Regions from separate parts of the Homo sapiens genome. Here all the other regions are linked to region 1. A link is a loop called in an ENCODE intact Hi-C map of the cell type or tissue named here. Cell type or tissue: mammary epithelial cell. All regions are shown on one strand.

Region 1 (2,500 bases):
TCTTCTTTGCCAACATCCCAGCATGATGGGGCCTGTGCCTTAGTCCCCACTCACTCCAAAGGTGATGAGTGGGATGAATTTCAAAGCCAGGTGAGTTCTATTTTTTTTTTTTTTTAAAGCAGAGCAATGGAGAAAATTGGTTCCTGCTACTTCTATTGCTCAGGGACCAAAGCCTCTTCCTCTCTGGGATCTGTCCAGCCAGGACATAATAAATAACCCCACCAGTGGAAAAAACACTTTCATTTGATTCCATGAGTTTATAAATCAGTATGTTACTCAGTTATCCCCTGACTTCATCTAATATTTTTCTCCATCACTCCAGGGGGGATAGTGTCCGGCAGGAAAAACTTACATTCTGAAATGTGTGTTTCATCTTCTTCCAGTATGGAAAAGCGGGCTCAGTGAAGAGGGAAGAGCGAGCATCCACTGCCAGCTTTCCAGTTGGACACGAGCCATGCAAAGGCATCCAGGAAGAATCTAGTTGGAAGATGACTCTATCAGGCTGGATCGGAACTTGATGGCTGGCAGCTCACACGGAGACTGCACATGACCCGCTCGGAAGAGTCAGCCATCCGTTTGTGCTTCAGTGTCTGTTCCTCTAGTCAGAAGGAAGCTCTAGGACACAGCTTGGGCCAAAAGATAAGCCCCAACAATCGCACCCACGTGTGTATAGTACCTCATAGTTTGCAAATTACCTGATCTCATTTGACCCACATAAGAAGCCTGTGGATATCGTCGTTTGAAAGATGGGAAACATGCTATTTTACAGATGGGGATGCAAACCCAGACTTCAAATTCACACCTAGCGCGCAGGCAAGCCAGAACTCATATCCAATTTTTTAAAAAGGAGTGTCCTGAACTACTCCGTCTTCATACACCTCCTACATCATTGCTTTGTGTGGTGTTATCCCCAAATCTCCACCTGCATCCAGCTCTTCAAGCTGCAGTTCAGGCTTGGTTGAGGTGTCCGGCGGCGGCAATTTTACCCAACTGAAAGCAGAGAGAGGCATGTGGCTGGTCCGCAGGCAAGGCAGAGAGGGGTCTTTTGGTATCGTAATCATCAGGCCCCCACTAATAAGAAAAGCAGTCTCTGCAAACTAGGAACTTCAAAGAGCAACCAGCAACACCCTCTCAGCGTGCTGCGGCTCCTCCTGGGCCTGCTCGCAGAGCCATCCCCTGGCCAGCCCGCTGCTGACACCTTGTGGCCGACAAACAGAGTTCTTGCCCATTTCCTCTCAGAATTACGTCAAGCAAGGTGGCTGAGTGCTAGGAACCAGGCCCACCTCCTATTGTTCTTCCCGGGTTCCCCGACAGCCCCCTCCTCGGACGCCCAGGGCTTCAGGGTGGCTTAGTGTCAGGGCTGCTTAGGGGCCTGTGTGACCCTCAGTGGATGTCCGCTGAGTTTCCTCAGGACCCAGGCTGCCCAGCCCCTGCCAAGCCACGGTGGCAGTCACAGGGCCCTCTAGGTGGCACCTGCTGCCCAAGGCAGGAACCAGCACACACAATGCTCACCAAAAGACTGGCAGGTGAAATAAGGTTTTGCTCATAAAAGCGGGCATGAGCCAGATGCCTGAACATTGTTCTACTTTGGGGCCCTATATCTGCCACCATAAAGTGTGGGTGTCAGAGGGGTCAGAGGACACCCTGCTGGAAATAGAGCTTGTGGCAAACAGCCTCTGGGGACAGCCATTGAGGCAAATGACACCTTGGAGGCATAAATCACCCTAGGGACTTGTTCTGTTGTCAGTGGAAAAACAATTCAAATTCTAAGGAGACACTAATGGCAGCAGAGGGAGAGGGTGCCCCGTGTCTGCATGCCTACGCTTTGAGAAAAGGGATCTAACTAAATAGTAGAGAGTCTTGTTACTATTTTTTTTTTTAATTAAAAAAAATTTTTGAGACAAGACCCAGCTCTATCATCCAGGCTGGAGTGCAGTGGCACAATCTCGGCTCACTGCAACCTCCGCCTCCCAGGCTCAAGTGATCCTCCCACCTTAGCCTCCCGACAGCTAGGATTACAGATGTGAGACACCGTGCCCAGCTAATTTTTGTATTTTTTGTAGAGATGGGGTTTCACCATGTTGTCCAGCTTGGTCTTAAACTCTTGACCTCAAGGGATCTGCCCACCTCAGCCTCCCAAAGTGCTAGGATTACAGGTGTGAGCCACCATGTTAAGCCTTGTTATTATTTTAAAATGTGGTATTCAATGATTTTCGTTCAAGGCATTGTTAATATTCCAAACAATGATCATCACTGTGACTGTGATGAGCTTAATTAGATTAATAAAAATTTAAGATAGTTCTATCTGAAAGCACCAGGATCTCCCATTACATTGAGTAGTCAAGAGTCTGAAAGCAGCCCTCTGTTAATTAATCTCCAGCCCTCTGTTTCCCCACCTATAAAATGTTTGAACAAATTTGTATTTCTCGAAGTGTGGTTTGTGAACATGAATGCCTCAGAATCACACAGTCTTATTAAAAGATGCAGATTATAAGATCAC
Region 2 (2,500 bases), 850 kb before region 1:
TCTCCCACATGCACACAGTTGATTTTTTCAGGAGCTACATGATGTGTGATATTCCAACAGAATCTGTCTGTATTTTACTAAACCAGACATTGGCAAAAATTTAAAACAATGCCACTTTTCTCACTAACTTGTTTTTTGTTTTGGAAATGCTGTTACTTTTCATAATGCTATTTAGGTAATATTTCATGTGCTTATTGTTATTTTTAAATGAATTAAATATCTAACAATTTCTGTTTGATTTCTAATACTGGTGATTATATATCCCACCCACATAAAAGCTCTTTGGGGTCTGCAAGCATTTTGAAAGTGGAAAGTGGGGCCAAACGTGGTGCTCATGCTTATAATTCCAGCACTTTGGGAGGCCAAGGTGGGAGGATCACTTGAGCCCAGGAGTTCGAGACCAGCCCTGCCAACATAGCCAGAGCCCATCTGTGTTTTAAAAAAAATTTTAAAAATTAGCTCAGCATGGTGGTGCATATCTGTAGTCCCAGCTACTTAGGAGGCTGAGGTGGAAGGATCACTTGAGCCTGGGAGGTCAAGGCTGCAGCGAGCCATGATTGTGCCTGGGTGACAAAGTAGGACACTCTCTCAATTATTGTGAAGATTAAATATTTCAAAGTTTGCCAACCACTGATTCCAGTTCTTTGCCATCACATATGGGGTTGTGCAAAACAACACCCTTGTGCATACCCCTACACCCACATCTTTCCTGTTCTAGCCTCAAGACCCACGATGACTTTAAAATGGGGGCTACTATTATTACTACTACCAGAAGGGCTGCAGAGCACAGGGTCGGGATCCAGAAGACATATGCTTACTCGATATGCTTGTGAAACCACTTACCCTCCGAGTGCCCCAGTTTCCTCATGGGTAGTAGGATAATTGCATCTCCCTTGCAGAATTTGCTGTGGACGACGGATATGGTAGGAGCAAACGATCCTTCCGCCTTGGCCTCCTAAAGTGCTTTCTAAACTAGGAAGTGCTGCGTGGTTAACTATTTTGACGTTGTTAGTGTGGGTGGAGAAGAAAGGCAGAGGAGCCTTGGTCCCCAGGGAGGAGAGGGGTGGGCTCTGGGAGGTGACTTTGTGTGTGCCAGTGTGCTGATGACCTGGGCTCCAGGAATCATAGCAACAGCCTCTGCTCCCTGGAAAGTGCCGTGGTCTCTGCATCAGGCGCCCAGAGTCAGGACCCAGCTGCAGGCAGGGCTCTCTGTGCGTACCGGCTGTGTAGTCACAGGCAAGAGCTCCACGGCCTGCCTGATTGGCGGTGATCAACCCTGCTGCACCTTAGAATCTTACAAGGAACATTAACAAGTGCTGATGCTGGGGCCCCACATCTGACCCACCATACCTGACCCTGGATGTGGACCTAGGCCTAGGAATGTGTAGCCTTGAGAACCACTGGCCTTTTTTTTTTCTCCTGTCAGTTCATCCTACTGACCACAAGATGGTGCCCTCTTTCTGGGAAATCTTTGATGTTCACCAAACAAGCAACAATTCATTTTCTGTATTAATCCTGAAAACATGGATTTGAATTTAACAATCTTCTCCAGCATCTCATTAAGCCAGACCCGTGTGCTCTTGGTGTCTAGCCATTTAATGCGTATCTTTTCCCTTCTGTTAGAAACCAGTGGGTTGGAATGTGTCTTCTGTTTTGCATTCCTCAAAAGGCTATAACACAAAGCAGAAAGTAGGATTTATGATCATAATCATTAGTATCAATAACAACTGATGTTCGTTTAATCCTTTGCCATTTGCAAAGCGCTTTTCACCAACAATCCTCATAGTAACTCTATGAAATGGGCATTATGATTCCCATTTATAAGATGACACAACTGAGGCTCAGAGCACTATCTTGGTCGAGGTCACAAAACAATAATTAGCAGAACTGAATTTTCCAATGCCAGATCTCAAGCCCTTTCCACTGCATCATTAGAGACCAGCAATCAACCACCGGGAACCCAGAAAGTACAGCCCTGAGACAGGAAAATTCTCGGGACGACATCCAGAAAGCCCCCTAGGCAAGCAGGTAAGACAGACTGATGGCTCCATGCAGCACAGACGAAAGGTCAGTGGACAGGCATGTTTGACTGGACCGAATGACCAGCTAGGGCAACAGATGTGAGGGTCCTAGTGAGCTGCTGGACTGAGTCAGTAGACACTCGACAAGAGGGCAGATTTTAACATTTGTAATTTTCTGTTCCAGAAAAATGAACTGCTATATGCCAATAGGGAACATTCATCTTAATTCTGACTGTAAAAGAAGTTATAAACTCATTTCCAAAGAAAATCCTTTCCTACCAGCAAGTGACTTCTTTTGAGATTAGTAAATCTAATAAAGGTAACTTACAGACTTGCTGCAAGACAGATTCCCGTAACTGATCAAGAACCCAAATGTCAGGGACCCAGGCGCCCAATCCTTCTGCATGTTTTTAATCTCAGATAAAGCAGCCGTCAAGTGTAGGTTCAAGTTACTTGGACCAGCAATACTGTTTTCAGGA
Region 3 (2,500 bases), 190 kb before region 1:
TTTTTTTTTTAGTCTATCTACTGTAGGCAGAAGAATTATTTCTTTAGGGGCTAGCTGTTTATTTTGCTGGCCTTTTTTTCTCTCTTTCTCTTTTTCTTCTTAAGACGGAGTCTCGCTCTGTCCTCCAGGCTGGAGGAGTGCAGTGGCACGATCTCAGCTCACTGCAACCTCCGCCTCCCAGCTTCAAGCGATTCTTCTGCCTCAGCCTCCTGAGTAGCTGGGACTGCAGGTGCATGCCACCACACCCAGCTAATTTTTTAATTTTTAGTAGAGATGGGATTTTGCCACGTTGTCCAGCCTGGTCTCGAACTCCTGGCCTCAAGTGATCAGCCCTCCTCAGCCTCCCAAAGTGCTGGCATTACAGGCATGAGCCACTGCGCCCAGCCTGTTGGGTTTTTTTGGAAAAAAAACAAAAACAACAAATCATCATCCTTTCCTTTAAAATGTTTTTTTTTTTTTAAGAAACAATTTTCCCACAAACGGTCTGATTTAACTCCATGAAATCCTCTATTTAGACTGCCTTAAAGTGAAATAACTGTTGGTGAACCATAACATTTTGCCAGCTGTGTAGTGATTAGTCCAAATATGTCTCAAGAAGTTAGCACCAAGCATTCTCATCCATTTAAACTTGATGCTAGGGCTATTTTGCAAAACTTAAAAAGATGCGATCTTGTACATATTTCTGTAACCTGAGCTGAAAACCCAAATAACAATCATTGACATACTTTAGGGCTATTGTTTCAGGTGGGGGTGTATACATCCCAGGGGCGTGGAGATGATCAATCCATTGAGGAAGTATTAAGATGATTATTTGTATTTAATCTCATCCTTTTAAATTTCTATTTTTGTGTGTTTTATAATGTACATAATATATTGTACAATTGTACACTTCTATTATTTATAAATAAACATTTATTGGTGCATTAATTTTTTTTTTTCTGATTTGGGTCCATGATCAAAACATTTGGGCACCACTGCTTTGTGGTATTGATAGGGTGACATTTGACACTCACCACCTGAGATCACAGAGTGATATACTCTGGAGTTGGTGGGTTGGCATTCACTGTGTGCAGCCCTACTGTAGCTGCCAAGAGCAAAGTGAGACTTTTATGAGATAGAGCTGAGTAGGTCTGGAGGTGGGATTGATAGGCAAGGGGAGGGTTCTGCACAACGGTTGTCTGTGGAGTGCAGGTGGTGCAGGTATGGAGCAGCAGTGCTGGGGACGACTTGCTGGGACTTTGAGCAAATCACAGCCTGTTGCTGGTCCTGGCAATCAGTGACTGCTGCAAATGGAAGGTGAGTGTGGGAAGGACTGGCCACTCTGTTCAGCACGAGGTTGTTTAGCGTTAACCTATCAGCCTGGGTACACAAAGGGAGCTGTAGCCCTCATACCTTACCCGAAACACCTGAGGTTTACACTTTAACATCTGGATAATAGCAGCAATGGACTTCAGTGTGAACAGATTCCATTAAGAGTTAACTTCAAGCTATTTCTCTGTATTTTCCAGCCTCGTTCCAGTAGAGGGCGATAGGGCTGTAATTTTCTTTAACAAAGAATGGTGTGTTTCGTTTCAGACTAAAAGCCACGATTAAAGAAATGCTTTGTAATTTATTTGTATCTGCACCTTCTGGGATTTCCTCCCTCTCTTTTGATCTTTTATGTTTCCCCCTAACCTTTTTCTTCTTTACATGTGTCCTTTGTTATTTATTTATTATTTTTTTAGAGGCAGGGTCGTGCTCTATCGCTCAGGCTGGAGTACAGTGGTGCAATCATAGCTCACTGCAGCCTCAACTCCTGGGATCAAGTGATTCTCCTATGTCAGCCCCCTCCGAAGTAGCTGGGACCACGGGCACTAACCTGGCTCATTGTATTTATTTATTTAGAGACAGGGGTCTTGCTATGTTGCCCAGGCTGGCCTCGAACTCCTAACTTCAACCCTTGGCCACCCAAAGTATTGGCACTATAGGCATGAACCACCGCACCTGGCTGTGTGTCCTTTAACCCATTAAATTTACTGTCTAGAAACATTAAGTCCCTTTGCAACCAACTCCAAAAGACAATCCATATGTATTCATTGTGCTGGAATTCCAAATTGCATTTGTTTGCTTGAGAGAGGTGGACAATCAAATAGGACATGGTAATTCCTTAACTCTACAAAATCTAACCTGTTTGCCTGATAGGTGTCAACTATTAAGAGTCCAGAGTTTTTACATGCAAGCTAACAAGTTAACCTGCCAGTGTCATGGATGCCGACAAAACACAGAAGACTCCAAAGACACAGGCACAGCAGGTGGCATGAGCTTCATGTTCCCCATCTGTTCCTGTTGTCTTCCAAGTTCCCACGGAGGCGATGTGGAGTGGCCAGGCAGATGCTGTTCATATCACAGCTGAGGAACTCCAAGCTTGGGAGACCTAACCCTGTCAAGCCTGCAAGCAACCCTGTCTTGATCTTATCCTGGACAGCAAACAAACTCACCCTCTTTCTGGGAGGGAGACACT

The links. Peaks named below come from ENCODE experiments on the same cell type or tissue, not always from the same donor. Only the 100,000 strongest peaks of a DNase experiment are listed, where the experiment ranks them.
Region 2: a loop joins it to region 1, with 18 times the contacts of the local background. A loop is called at or near these places in 10 of 110 quality-filtered maps.
Region 3: a loop joins it to region 1, with 10 times the contacts of the local background. A loop is called at or near these places in 17 of 110 quality-filtered maps.

Annotation. Positions count from the first base shown.
Region 1 is chr6:107,674,214-107,676,713 of GRCh38, reverse strand. It overlaps LOC124901367 (a long non-coding RNA gene), which reads right to left and starts at 1,843. Exons shown (of 2, transcript XR_007059694.1): 1 at 353-1,843. RefSeq lists enhancers at 1,093-1,292, 826-1,406, 1,407-1,988. In mammary epithelial cell, a CTCF peak has its summit at 1,210 (motif pointing left); a DNase peak (open chromatin) is centred at 1,223; H3K4me3 peaks cover 244 bases.
Region 2 is chr6:108,525,813-108,528,312 of GRCh38, reverse strand. It overlaps AFG1L (AFG1 like ATPase), which reads right to left. Exons shown (of 13, transcript NM_145315.5): 13 at 2,312-2,500. Among named protein-coding and RNA genes, the nearest start is that of FOXO3, 34 kb to the left of the region's middle. In mammary epithelial cell, a CTCF peak has its summit at 1,439 (motif pointing right); no DNase peak of the experiment used is centred here.
Region 3 is chr6:107,866,183-107,868,682 of GRCh38, reverse strand. SEC63 (SEC63 protein translocation regulator) reads left to right here. Exons shown (of 21, transcript NM_007214.5): 21 at 1-927. Among named protein-coding and RNA genes, the nearest start is that of SCML4, 43 kb to the right of the region's middle. In mammary epithelial cell, a CTCF peak has its summit at 1,519 (motif pointing right); no DNase peak of the experiment used is centred here.